Linked DNA regions of Homo sapiens: regions 1 and 3 are each linked to region 2. A link is a loop called in an ENCODE intact Hi-C map of the cell type or tissue named here. Cell type or tissue: heart left ventricle. All regions are shown on one strand.

Region 1 (5,000 bases), 180 kb before region 2:
GCCTTATGCTAACTGGAATAAGCCAAGCACTGGAAGACAAATACTTCATGTTCTCATTTATAGGTAAAATTGAAAACAATTGAATTCATAGAAGCACAGAGTAGAATGGTGGTTACAGAGGCTGGGGAGTGAGAGGAAAGGGGAGATAATGGTTGGAGGCTACAAAATCTCAGACAGGAGGAATATAGTGTTCTTTTTAGTTCTATTGCACAGTGTGGTGAATATAGTTAATAAGAGAGTATTGTACATTTTAAAATTGCTAAAAGAGTATATTTCAAATGTTCTCACCACAAAAAGTGTTAAGTATTTGAGGTGATGGGTATGTGAACTAGCTTGATTTAATTCCACATTGTATTCATAAATCATAACATCATTTTGTACCCCATAAATCTATACAATTATAAGTTATCAATTTGCAATAAAAAGGAGTAGAAGGTAGGTTACTAAAAATAGTTTCACACACAGTGATGAAGAACAGGCCATCATCATGGGCTTGTTCTGTGACCTGTGAATTAACCTCAGGTTGTTTTCCTCCATGGAAATTCATTAAAGAAAGATGGAATCCAGTATACAGTAGATTCCAATAATAATTTAACTTGAAGTTTCATAGAGATATGATTTATCGTGGCCTGATGAACAAGATGTAGTTATTTCCCTCTTATATCACTTCAGCTATTTGGGAAATTGGATAAGAGAGAAGATTCATTATATACAGTATACACTGTGTATATCTGTATCTTATACCTACAGATGCTCCACTTTTTAACAGAGAAAAAATATCTTCTGGCATATCTGCAATATCCCGAGTTGCTCTTCAGCAACCCTTAAGAGTGTTTGAGTTAGTACCTACGAACCCACTTTAATTCTGAGAACCCTTCAAGAATATTCTGCACCGCTGTGGCGTGGAGTTTTATCGAGCACTGTATGAAATAGAAAATGCATTTTCTATTTCATAAAGATGAAACTTTGAGCATAAGGATGTGATGTTTTGCTCTGTGTATTACTGAATTGGCACTGCAACTCCTATGTTATTTTTTGTGGGCAATTATATCCTTTCTATTTGTGGATTTTCCTAAATACAAAGTCTCTGGACCCTGGATAATGAGGACTTTATATCTCTTCTGTCATTCTTTTAGATTGTGACATTTTCCAGCACAGAGATCTCTCCATACAAAGGAATCTTTTGTAAAATTAGGAAGTGGGAATTCCAGGTGAGGTTTTGCATTTTATATGGTCATTTTAGACCATTCTTCACCTTTAATTGCTTGTTTACTGTGTTTTCCCCGTCAGTCTGCAAGCTCCACATTGTAGAGACCATGTCTGTCTTATTTATATCTGCATCTTCTCTACTCAGCCTCTGATCTGTAGGGTGGGGGCACATTAAATATTTGTTGAGTAGATGAATAAGTAGTCTCCATGTTAATGTGTGTCTACTACATAAAAACTATTTTAACTATTAGCCTTCTTTTATGAAGGCCAACAAGGAAGATATCAATAATTCCTGCAAAGCTAGCCCCTTTTCTCAAGAATCAGAATTTATAATACTATTGGTCTTATATGGGTTAACTATAACAACCTTGGGAGACAAATAGTATTATAATATATATAGAGTATATGTATAACTATATATAGGGCTAATCATAACAATCCATATAATATATATATAAACTATATATGTGTGTGTTATATATACAACACACATATATATTAATTATATTAATATATATTGACTATAATATTAATTATAGTCAATATATATTATAGTTAATATTATAGTTATATAACTATAATTATATTATAGTTTATATATTAATATAATATATATGTGTGTTGTATATATAACACACATATATAGTTACCATATAGTTAACCTATTCATATATAGTTTTATATATGTTAACATATAAAACATTCATATATACAGTTCATATAAACATTCATATAAAACATATAAACATTCATATATACAGTTTTATATATGTTAACATATATAAATAGTTATATATGTTAACTATATATAAATACACTTATCTTTGTTAACTATGTATACAGTTTTATATATAGTTAACCCATATATATACAGTTATATATGTTAACTATATATAAATACAGTTATATATGTATACAGATATAACTCTGAGTGTGTGTGTGTGTGTGTATATATATATATATATATATATGTTAACTATAACAACCACAGGAGACAAATAGTATTATAACTTCATATTACAGAAGAGGAAGCTCAAGCTTGGAGAGGTTATTTAACTTGTGCAAGGTCTCAGAGTTAATAACAGTCAGAGAAGTGTTTATACCCAGGCAGTCTGTTTTCACGGTCTTAACCCTCATCATATTCTGCTTCTTCGTGTTGTGAGAATATTAGAATAATTATTCTGATTTAGCATTATTTTATTTCCTTGTTGCCAGGTCATTAGTGCCAGGGCAGGGGCACATATAGCATTTGATTGTCAGAGAGAGATGTTAGAATCCTTCATGGTTTTCACTGACAAATTCTCTGTTTTTTTCCAAACACATAGGCAGAATAAACTGGTACACCTGTATATCTGGAGAGAAGAAAGTGTATTTCTAAAAATCTCTGAAAAAAAAGAAAAATTTATTTTATAAAATCCCAAAATGATTTCCCGTGGCTTAGTGACAAACCCATCCATCTTAAGGGGAAACCTTTCGGCTGTTTGTGGGCCACTTCGTAAGCAGACGTCGGTCCATCCAGCAGAGGGCGGACGAGGTAGCAAAAACCTCCAGGTTTCCAGCTGTGCAGCCCGGGCTCTTAGGCAACTCTGGAGACTTCAAAGCCACCGGCTGAGGATGCTGTGCAAGATGGTTGCCGCCAGGGTGTTAGCACAGGAAGAAAGGGTACTGTTTCTACTGGAATAAAAATAGACAATGAGAAGCCCTTGATAGAAAGAATTGGCGTGTCTCTACTCGGGACAATGTGTGCGTGAGAAAATGTGGTGCTTGTGTGTTACATTTAGAATCAAAACAGAGTTGACTCCAAGGACACTTTGGCGGAGACCTGGATTCCATTTTCATTAAGGAAAATGAGGTTGGAGTGCAGCAGGGTGAAAGGATGCTGATGCGAAATCACACAGTTTAGAGGACGTCTAATCTCTTCAGCAATAAAATGGATGAAAAGACTTTTTTTAATTTTTTTATTTTATCACTATTTTCACAATAAGTGGTGGTGAGATCAGGGGATTCAGACCAATTCTCCCAAGGAGACCAAACATGGCGCCCTCCGCTGCCATTCTTAGATCTGTGACGTCTCCCTCTCCAGGCATTCTTGCCTCATGATACTGTTGTGAGCACTCCGGAGGGCCAGGATTACTGAAGTCAGCCTCTGCTACCTTCACAGAAAACAGTCTTCAAAACCATTAATTCTGTGCTGGGGTTATACAGTGTTATCTTAGGGAACTCTTTTGAACTCAAAGTTATTTTGAAAACATGTGGTGTGTGTCCTATAGTGTGAGACAAAACTAGAAATTCAAAATATTCTGGTGAGCTCTCAGGGATGACCTGTGAAAGCCATGATAACTCCATGCAGATAGGGACTCGCCGACTCCTCAGCCCTGTGTCACATGCCCTTTCTTCCAGAGCGTTCCTTTGAATATATTGTGGATAACACTGATTACCAGGCCTTCAGAACAGGGTGATGGGTGCAATAGAACATTTTGCAAGCTTTCCCCTCACCATATTTAATTTTTGCAGTTGTACAACACGGAATGAGAAAAAGGCTGTTGTTTTCTCATTTTGACAATAATGTAGCTACAAAAACAATAATAAATAAATAAAATATGCTCTCGGCTAGAAATCAGTGGGCTTAATTTCAGGGCAATACCAGTTTCTGTGGCTGGGTTATCAGCACTGCATGTTTATAATGGAATTACTAGCAGCTTCCTCAGCAGCGGTGGGCAAAGGGCTTGCACTTAGAAAACACACAGAATTGGAATCTGACAGTCAAGTGTCTCTGTAGCCCCTGATATCATGATTTGTGCTTTCTTCACTGAGGCAGGTGAACTCTTCATCTCAAAGTTATTACGTTTAGCCCTCGCCAGAATGGACGCAGCCAGGAGCTGATCTGTCTTTCAAAGGGCAAGATTCCTTTCTGTGCAGAAAAATAGAGGCAGCGGCCGGAAACTTCAATCAGCGCTTTCAGATTCCAAAACTATGACACTGTCACACTGGTGTCATTAAAGCTAACTAACCATATTAAACGAATATTAAAATATGGGCTCCTTTGCATAACATAATGAGCAAAACCGCTTTTAAGTTTCTCCCTGTGCTTTGAGGTGAGGTGGCATTTACATTCCCGAACTTTGAAGTCAGAACAAAATGTACAGGTAGAGGGTACTAGATCAAATAATAATCAACTTCAAAAAGCATTTTGGCTGTTGGATGTCCCAGGGCTAATTTCCTGTAGACATTTTAAATGTAAATGTCTAAACTCATTTAAAAATTGTAAATTGGTCTAGGTTCAATCAAAAAGCATCCTGACGCAGAACAGGGAGACTAGGCTAATTGTCATTTGTTTGTCAAATGAATTCCATTTGGAAAGCAATGAAACCTCCAAGCTAATTCTTTTAAGGTGAGCTGGTAGTTGTATTATCAGTTAAATGCAGTAAAATGCGTAATCATATGATGATAATGAAAACTGAACCTGTGTTAGCGCCGGGGCTCTGCCTGCCACGGGGCATAGAGTGATGAAATTTAAGTACTGTAATGTTGCCTTGGCCACAATGGTACCAAGTCTGGTCTTTAGCCTTACAGACACTTTCTTTGCATTTTAAAAAACTTTATCAAAGCACCGTGGCAATATAGAACATGTCAAAGTGAAATGCACTGTAGGCAAATTGAGATTTCATTAAGTTTAAATTTATTGCTTTTGACTGATGTATTACCATGCTTGTTAAGAACCAGTAATTTGGAATATCTGTCTGCCTGGTAAAATAGCTTTGTCTCCTTGCGTATTACTTTGTATATACTTT
Region 2 (5,000 bases):
TCACCACAGGGCTCCCGGCTAGCTGAGTGCTTGGCACGTGGTAGGTGCCCAGTAAATATTTGTTGAATGAATGGAGTGTAAACCAGCCATTGGTACCTCACGGGCTCAGAGGAGGACGAGTACACAGTGATCTAAGGTGGACAGGTAGATTTCCTGGAAATTTAACATGAAAAAATAAGCTTGTGATAGTGAAGTTGGATCAGAAAACCACCATTATTGAAAGGAAGGTTATGGAATGTGATGAGGGAATCACCCAAATGCAGGGGGGCTTCTTATACCCCAGGATCATTTCTGTTTACTTTTGTGTACCTGATAACAAACAGTATGTCTTCTATTAGAATTTCCACATCATCATTTTCTCAGCTTGGAAACAATGCCTGTGTTCAAGGCAGAACCCTGAATACAAGCTGAATCTGGTGTGTGTGTGTTTGGTGGGGGCGGGGTGGGGATAAATGGTGCCCCAGGCAGGTCGGCGGTGGGCTTTGGGCATGAGGGTGAGCTGCTCAGGACCCAATTCCACAGGCTGTGTAGACTCCAATTATCCGAGGACTTAGAGATCAAACAGCCCAACTGTGCCTCACAATAAAGGAGGAGGTCTTAATTTTACTTCACGCTACACCCTTCCAGCCAGATCTTGCAAAACAATGCATTGCATTTATGTCTTCCTGAGCCCCAAACCTCTCTGAAATTGTCTCAGGCTATCCCAGCAATATCGCTACAAAGTGGACAGAGGAGAGAGTTAGATGTTCTAAAGAATCATGTGATTTCTACTGGACTGGTCAGAATGTCACGGCAACCACAGATGGCTTGATCAAAATCTCACCCTTCTGCTTTGTTGAGGACAGAGCACTTTTACATGTTATTTATTTTTATTTTTAGGTATATTTGTAGTGACGACATGTTGGCTTGTGGGAAAATAGTTTGCATTAGTCCTCAGCTGAGCTTCCCATACGCACAGGGGACTCAATATATAGAAAACAAGAAAGCCCGGAAAATGCCAATGGCTAGAGACTGGAATTCTGCAAATTTTATTTTTCTCCACTCTCACAGTAAAGACAGGATTTGTAGTAAGGCACAATACTGCCAAAATTAGTCTGATTTTCTTTTTAACAATAACATCAGCTAATAGGTAAATATTCTAGAAAATGTAGTCATTTTGAACATTTGAGATTAAGAAAAGCAGAAAATCTGGAATATTTTTGTAGACATCTAGATATATAGGCAACGACAGAGACCCAAGACCGTAAATCCGGTTTATTTTTACATATTAGCATTAAAATATCTGTCTTGCTTTCAGACAATGAGTTTTTAAAAATTAAGAATAGTGCATCAAAATGATGAAAAATTTTAGGATTTTTTGATATGTAACTTAACCCACAGAAAACCAGATTATTCATCTTGCTACTTGTTTATAGCCCTTTTTAAAAAATGAATATTTCAGACACCTTAAATTGATAAATGTTTCTCTGAAAATAAATCGCTCTTTGATAAAGAGAGTGGAACATAAATGTTTGAGATGTAGCTGAAGCTCTATCACCATTTATGGATCACGATTATAGTTCAAAACGCAAAAGCTGGTATCTTTTGAGGTCGAGCATTTTATACTGAAAGCATATATTTATAATGGAAGTTAACCTTAACATGAAGAGGAAATGATGTTATAGGATTTTCTATTTTGGAACTAATAAGCTATATCATTTCTTATTTGATGGTCTTAAGAAGCAGTTAACATGACTTGAAAGCAACATTTTTCAAGTACTGTAAACATGCTACCATGGAAAACCAGAGAGGAAAAATTTTCCTGTCTGTGAGATTCCTAAACAACTTAATTTGAGTTGTTTACTCTCAAATACTGAATGTTCTTCCCACTGTTCCGCTGTAGTCCGACACAGTGTATTTAATGATTTTTTGTGAAATTTACAACCTAGTGACTTATCATCTTACTTTGAATTGTCTTGAAGATACTTAATGCTGATACTTAACACACACACACAAAAAAACCCCAAACTCTTAGAGTCCTCACTCTGTTTTGAACTAATTAACTTTACAGGAACAAACCTGGAGATACTTATTTTTTCCACTACTACTTTTGGATTTATTATTTCTTTTTATTATAGTAGTCCGAGGTTAGAAAGCTAAAAATTAAAATGGTTGATAATTGTGAAATATATTGTTATTCATGGCAAAATATCACGATTATGCATATGTGTAAGAATTAAGATGTCTTAGGAACTAGCACGGAGTGAGCTGGATGAAATGCGGCACCTGCCACAGAATCTTTCCCCTGTGCTTTTCGGTAATGCCAGGCAAGTCCTCCGGGTTGTAGAAGTCATGGCCAGGTCATGGATTTCCGCACACAGCGATGGCTTCTGTGGGACAAAAAGCAGTGAATATCACGCTACTTACCTTGCTTTATACCACAACCGTTGCAGGCAAGGGTGTCTCCGATGGCGTCTTGGTTTTGCTTACCTGTGTTCCAAAAGAAATCTTTTCCCTGACCAGTTAACTTCTTGGTTGTTCCTTAAGACACAGGGATTTTGGGAAAGACTGTGGCATGCTTTCCTCAGTGGTTCTTCTCAGTTTAATGCCTTAAAGATGGACAAATGTTCACTGGCTGCCCGATAGGCACTGAAATTCGGAGCAATCCAACTTGTTCCAAAAGCGTTTCCCACGGCATATGCACAGTTTCACGGATGGCCACTAGATGGCGTGTGACAACCATTTGTGTCAGCCACACGCAAAGGCTTCCCATTCATTCTCCATAAAGGTATCAAAGGCGTCCTCCAGCAATTCCTCCAAGACAACTTCACTATTACGTTGTTTTCATTTCGATCCTTAAATGGTACCGGTTTACGTTTTGGAAGTAGGGGGACATTTTCAGTGGACGAGCCTAAATCAGAATGTGTGCTGTTGTATTTACGCATCACCGTTAATAAACATTAGCACTTAAAGCTGAATTAAGGCACATCGTTAAATGTCAGTGTGTATCTACCCACTTATCTACGAATGTTTCAACAAACATCTATTAAGTGTCTACTACTATGTGCGAAATGTGACTCGTTCTTCTAAAATACTGAAAGGACGTTTTATTACCAGAAAGTAATACAAGTATCAGAAAATAAAGACATTTTACGTTGCACAGTTGGGTCATTGATATAATGTTAAAATTAAATACATTAGCTCTTTCTTAGCTGAGGTTTTGTTTTCTGTGGTTTCATTTACCTGTGGTCAGTTGTGGCCCCAAAAAATTAAATGGAAAATTTCAGAAATAATTCATAAGTTTTAAATTGCATGCCATTCTCAGTTGCATGCTGAAATCTCTCATCCTCTGTCCCACCTGGGAGGGGAATCTTCTCTTTGTCCAGCATATCCACACTGTCTAAGCTACCTTCCTGTCAGTCACACGGTAGCCATCTCAGTTATCACATAGACTGTCACCGTTTCCCAGTGCTTGTGTTCAAGTAACCCTCATTTTGTTATATAATGGCCTCAAAGCATGAGAGTAATGATGCTGGCAATTTGCATATGCCAAAAAAGAAGCCATAAAATGCATCCTTGAAGTGAAAAGGTGAAAGTTATCAGCTTAATAAGGAAAGAAAAAAATTGTATGCTGACATCTTTAAGATCTACAGTAAGAAGGAAACTTCTACCCACGAATTGTGATCAATTAGTTGTAAACACCACTGCACTTGGACCAGCTTACCCATGAATGGTAAGGAAAAAAAGAAATTCATGCATAGTATATGTAGGGTTTGGTACTATTGCAGTTTCAGGCATCCACTGGGGTCTTGGAAGAATGTATCCCCCATAGATAAGGGGGGAAGTTGTATGCTCCTGGAATTTCAGAAGCTTCTCCTTTTTTTTTTTTTTGAGACAGAGTTTCGCTCTTTTTGCCCAGGCTGGAGTGCAATGGCACGATCTTGGCTCACTGCAACCTCCGCCTCCCAGGTTCAAGAGATTCTCCTGCCTCAGCCCCCTGAGTAGCTGTGATTACAGGCATGTGCCACAAAGCCCGGCTATTTTTGTGTTTTTAATAGAGACGGGGTTTCTCCATGTTGGTCAGGCTGGTCTTGAACTCCTAACCTCAGGTGATCCGCCCACCTTGGCCTCCCAAAGTGCTGGGATTACAGGCGTGAGCCACTGCACCCGGCCCAGAAGCTTCTTTTCTTGATATAGAATAAATCTGAATGTCAGGGGGAAAAATCACATGAAACACCTTGCAAATTATCTTTCCCCTTATAGCAAAATATGATTCTCCTTGCCTTAAAGAATGTAAATTCCTATAAAGAAAATAAATTAATAAAACATACAAGTCCTATAGTGGAATCACTTTTTCTTTCATGTCCATTGTCACCGAGTATAGAAATGAGGTATTTTATTACATAATTTTTACAAATCCGTATTAAGACAAACCTTAATAGGAATGACTTTATCACAAAGTGTTCAGAAAGACATGAGAAAACATCCCCAAAAGTTAGTTCCATATCTGTGGAGAAAATGAAGCAATCTCTAAGATCATTTCCACTTTTAAAAGTCAGCGGTTTTAAAAAAACTAGTGGCATTTGAGTTATTTCACCCTTCTCAAAATAGGTGTGATATTTCTTCTAAGCCAATCTCTAACTGAAAGAAAAGAATGGTCTCATTTTTAGAATTACTGGCTGTTTGTTTGAACTGAAGAATTAGTTGCATTTCAAAATAAGGACATGCCTAATGAAATGATTAAAACATACAGAACATTAAATTATAAGCAGATGGGGGTGAAACCAAGGGAGGGGGGAGGTGAGTTTGCTGGAAACCTGAAGTCCAGGGAAGCTGACAGCTTTGGGTTTTCCTCAATAACACAGAAGATGATTGTTTAAGCAACAGAGGGTAAGAAAACAACCTTTGGAAGACAATCTCTCTCTCTCTCTCTCTCTCTCTCTCTCTCTCTCCTGTCTCTTTTTTGATAGGCAGCACCTTACAAGAAAAGCCAGAAAAGAAAACCCGTGTGTATTGTAAGA
Region 3 (5,000 bases), 210 kb after region 2:
AAATAAATAAGAAATAACAATATAGTAATGAAAAAATAATGCAGATTTAAAAAACAGTACAGTGTAACAACTGTTTACATTGGTTTACATTGTATTAGGTATTATAAGTAATCTAGAGATAATTTAAAATATATGGGAGGTTGCGTATATGTGCAAATACTGTACCATTTTGTATAGGGGACTTGAATATCCCTGGATTTTGGTATCCTTGGAGTCCTGGAACCAATCTCTCTCAGATACTGAGAGATGACTGTAATTATCTTGGAAGAGCATGCTAGAGTGTTTACCACGTAATAGAAGATTTTCTTCAAGACAATATTATAGAGTGTACAGACCTGAATGGGAATACTGGCTTAGAAGTGCTATGACCTCCATAAACCTCAGTATCTCCATCTTTGAAACAAGGAAAATAATCCCACTTGATAGGATTCGGTGAGGATAAATGAAAGTACATAATACAAAGCCAGGCCCCAAATAGGGAATCCATAAATGGTGACTACAATTATGTTTGATGTATCGTCATGTTATATTTTACTAAAAAACAGTGCTTTGTTTTGTCCCACTAGAAACAGCAAATAGAGTATTAACAATCAATCACTTTTAGGCTGTGCCCTCTCACCTCTCTTATGTATCTTCCATGATATTTTAAAAATTTGCATTTAAATTTTCAAAGTGAAGTGTACTTTTTTTGTTTTCTTTTACCTATAAATGGATATTTGCCATGGTTTAAAAGAGTATTCTGTTCTGTTTATAAACCATACTCCAGAAGAATAACATTTTTATCATATGGTATCAATATTTTATTGAAGAGTTTATAGTTTTGATATGCCATTCAAAAATATTTTGGTATTTTACATACTGTACTTCACATATTACATTAAATCTTATATGGGTAAATAGAAATATATTTGCTTCTTTCCCTCTTTACTAAACTTTTTTTTACAGAAGGTTGTTGGAAACAACTGTCTGAGGTAACTTGGAGATGGGGCAATTTAGCTAATTTTAGAGTCAGAAGAAAAGCAAGAAAATGGAAAATGATAGGAAAATAATGTTTTTACATTATGGGTGCATATGGAAAAAAAAGCTTATTGAGTATTTGCAAATCTTTAATTGCCCTGTATTTGAGTTGTTTATGTGGGCTGTTACGGGTTTTAAAAGTGCCTGTGGCATTTTGACACATCCAGGCTTTGTTTTCAGTTACTTTATTATTATTGGCTGTTTCTAGCAAAATTAGAGCTGTTTTATGATGTATGAAATGATTGCAAGTATGTAAAAAAAAATAGTTGTTTTTCATTTTATGACTTTCTCTTCTTCATATTTATGAGATGCCAGATATGAGGACAGAACATTTGTGGATTCCTAGGAAGTTATTCTTTTTGCATCACAAACCATCCGTGTGGTAAATGTAAAACATTTGCAGTAAAGGGGTAGTTCTAGTTAATCTTATAAAAAAGAAGAATTGAATATAAATAGACCCAAGAAGAGTGTGCAGTTCACACTTTTGGCAAGCAGCTTTATCTTGAGTGGAATTTGGGAGGATATTGCCAAGGTAGTGTTGTCTTTACGTAACAGTATAGTTCTATTTTTCCTCCCAGTATCAACCCTCAGCTATCTGGGACATTTTAAATTTCTCACATTAACATCCTAACCGAATGCACTTTTGGAGCTATGGGCTCACATTATTAAGACACGTGCTGTGAATTTTTTTCAGGAGTGCTAAATAGACCTATTTACAGTTTCCTGGACTCTTGTGGCCAGTGTTTGTGAGAATGCTGAACAAGGTTAAGGGTAAAATACATAGCCATGGAACTGCATTTTCTTCTTGGTGAGTGAACTGGCTCACTTGTGATTGCTGGTACCTAGGAACCATATTGTTACCCTCTGGTTGAATAATGTATATTATTAAAACTGGAGAATTTTCTTTATGCCCAAAATTTTAAAATGTACTAAGGCACACTTTTTTTAGAAGTTAGACTTTTTATTCCTTAGTGTTAAGTAAAGTCCGCCTGAAGAAAGCACTTTGGAAACCACAAAAAATACCACATTTTGATCCTGTCCTTGGAATAGGTCCCATAGTTTTACATAAAACTGATAGAGGAAGTTAGGCATTATCTTGGGTTACTTCAGCAAAGAGCAGGGCTCTTTGAAACACTTTTCCCCGAAGTTACTAATTTGCAGTCTCTTACATGCCCCTATTTCTTTGAAGCATTTCCTGTTCTTGTAGGGAGGGGTAGTTGTTCCCTGTGCTGCAGCATTTTCTTACGTAAGTCTTGTCTTCTGTGGGCATGGCATTGTTCACTAATAGCTTAGTCTCACTTTTTTTGCCCACTACCATGAAGAGTTTGATAGCAGGGTCTGCATTTCATTCCTCTTTTTGCCCTTAGTCTCCAGCGTGATGCTTGGTAGGTAGCAGGTATTAGATATTTTGAATAAACGCACACAGTATAGCAGACCAGTTTCTTAATGCACACAGTGTAGCAAACCAGTTTCCTAATGCACACAGTATAGCAGTTTCCTGAAATGCTACTCTCATTCCGTTAGCCTCCTACTTCCAGCCCTGCTTGCGTGGGCTGTGAAGATCTTTCTAATAGACTGAAAACAGATCCATAAAGCCGTATGTATGCATTTTTATGTACAACTAAACATTGTTAAAAATCTAAGTTTTAAAGGATTACTAAAATTTAATATTCAATCTAAATAGCACATTTCTGGAGACTATTAAGAACTGTGTATTAGGGTAGGTTGTCAGCTGTAATAACCACGGTATCAGTGGCTTATCACAGCAAAAGTTTATTGCTCACTCTTGTCACAAAGGAGTTCACTGGAATGGTGATAGGAAAAGTGAGTGCTTTGCTCTATGCATTCATCCAGCTCTGCACAGTCTCTCAGGAAGCAGGCTTCTTCCTTCTTGTGATGCCACCATTTAACACATGGCCTCCAAGATCAGTGCAGCGCAGGAGGAGAGAGAGGATCAAAGGAGGGTCATTTCTGTGTGCCAGGCCTAGTGCAGTATGCATTACTTCCACATATGTCCCATTGGCCAGAGCTCACCCGTGCCCCAGCCTCACTGCAACCTGTGAAGAACTGTGACTTAGCTGTATACGCAGAAGGAAGCTGAATTGGGTTTAGTGAGCTTACAATATTGTGTGTGCCATTGATGCCTAATCAGCTTGCTACTAAGAAGTCGGGATGCTGTCCAATGCTGGCATGCTGCAAAACTCCTATGACACATATACAGTAAGTAGTGTTGGAGTTCTTGTAATCTTCAGGAGAATGTTTTCTCAGTTTATTACTGGTACTAAGTTGTTTGTATTTTATAATTGCCACTAGTCTTGTTTTTTAATTGTAAGTCACAGGTTGTTTAGCATCATCAGTATCAACTAATTTTTTTCATGCTTTATCAAATAAATTGTCAACTAATTTATCATTTGGTTTATCACACAATTTGCGAAGTAATCCTTCTTTTTATCAGCAGTATATCATTTGCCAAAAACAAATATGCCTGAATGTTTGTTATACCATTTTTAATTTGTTCACAACAAATTATCTTTTAATATATTATAAAATCACAAATAATAAATTGTAAATAATGTTACCACCAGGCTGTTTTTCACTTAAAAGTGGAAATGATGGGTGTGTGTCTTCACCAAGCCAAATTTGTTCATTTCATTTCTTTTTTTTTTTTAACTAGGACATAGCAAGTTCTGGCTTATTTAAGAGTTCATGGAAGAGATGTATACCACTTTCAGGTCTGGCCCATGGAATGTCCTCTTAACACTCTTAACACAATCCTCCGTTTTGCCTCTTCCTCCATATCCTGGACCAGGGATTGGCAAACTAAGCTTGGAGGCCAAATCTGGCTTGCTGCCAGTTTTTGTAAAGTTTTGTTCGAACACAGCCGCATTATCGTCATAATTGTGTACGGTGGTAGCGTTGAGTAGTTGTGACAGAGACCATATGGCCCACAAAGCTAAAACTATTTATTGTTTGGGCTTTACAGAAATACTTTGCTGACCCCTGCAGTAGCTGAATGGAGAGGATCTTTGAGATGGGCAGAGCTGTAAGTAGGAGCAGCCTGGGTCTCTGCATGCAAGTGGAAGGCCCACCTGACGAGGAATAGCCAAGTGGCCCTTGTCCAAATGATAAATTCACAGGATATAAGTTACTGAGATTTATATATATATTTATTAGAGCACTTAGCATTATTTATCCTACTGAGGAGGGCACATGGGCTGTAGTACCTTTCGTTGTGTTTAAGAAAGCCCTAGTCAAAAAAGTTTAAGAACTACTGGTTTGCAACACCAAATCCAAACTCCTCTTTCTAACGTTCTAAGGCTTGTTGTATTTTAGGCTTTTCTTAACCTTCCAAGTTTTCTTTTACTGTTCCTCACCAACCTGTTCTAGGTAAGTTAATTTCCTTACTGCCATGTCTCTACACTGAGGTCCTTGTAAGCCATGCCGTCTTCATTCCCGGGCTCAATTGTGGGGTGCACTCTCAACTCATCTCTGAGTGTTCTTTTTTGAGTAATAACCTCGTGTTTCCCTTTGGATTTCTGCTGATATAGAAGAAGTAATTACTATACAATGTTTATTGTACTAGGTCTTATATTAAGCTGTGTAAGCTTCATAACAGTTGTGCAGAATCCTCTTTCTTGGGTGCACCACAGCACCTAGATTTGTGCATGACCTCAGTGCTGATCATCAAGGGCTCCTGGAGATTATTTTTTTTTAGCTACAATTTGTTGGGCCTCCCCTCTGACTGAATTAGAATCTTTAGTGAGTAGGCCCTGAAATGAAAATCAACATTTTAATAACTTCCCATTGACTATCGGGTTTAAAAATTGCTAATCTATATTATATCACCTACAGTGGTCCTCCTACTCTATGGGGATACATTCCAAGACCCCCAGTGGATTCCTGAAACCAGGCACAGTTCCGAACCCTATATATCCTGTGTTTTTTTTTCTATACATATATACCTATGATAAAGTTTAATTCAT

The links. Hi-C counts contacts between places; a loop is a spot of excess contacts. Peaks named below come from ENCODE experiments on the same cell type or tissue, not always from the same donor. Only the 100,000 strongest peaks of a DNase experiment are listed, where the experiment ranks them.
Region 1: a loop joins it to region 2, with 2.6 times the contacts of the local background. A loop is called at or near these places in 8 of 110 quality-filtered maps.
Region 3: a loop joins it to region 2, with 2.2 times the contacts of the local background. A loop is called at or near these places in 4 of 110 quality-filtered maps.

The regions. Positions count from the first base shown.
Region 1 is chr10:118,421,771-118,426,770 of GRCh38, reverse strand. No RefSeq gene overlaps it. Among named protein-coding and RNA genes, the nearest start is that of LINC00867, 67 kb to the right of the region's middle. In heart left ventricle, a CTCF peak has its summit at 2,723 (motif pointing right); a DNase peak (open chromatin) is centred at 2,750; H3K27me3 peaks cover 562 bases.
Region 2 is chr10:118,239,152-118,244,151 of GRCh38, reverse strand. It overlaps LINC02944 (long intergenic non-protein coding RNA 2944), which reads right to left and starts at 2,647. Exons shown (of 5, transcript XR_946349.3): 1 at 2,470-2,647; 2 at 2,266-2,369. In heart left ventricle, CTCF peaks have their summits at 2,498 and 2,704 (motif pointing right); a DNase peak (open chromatin) is centred at 2,691; H3K27me3 peaks cover 4,763 bases.
Region 3 is chr10:118,033,042-118,038,041 of GRCh38, reverse strand. The region is part of intron 3 of RAB11FIP2 (RAB11 family interacting protein 2); the gene reads left to right. Among named protein-coding and RNA genes, the nearest start is that of CASC2, 11 kb to the left of the region's middle. RefSeq lists a silencer at 2,222-2,415. In heart left ventricle, no CTCF peak of the experiment used is centred here; no DNase peak of the experiment used is centred here.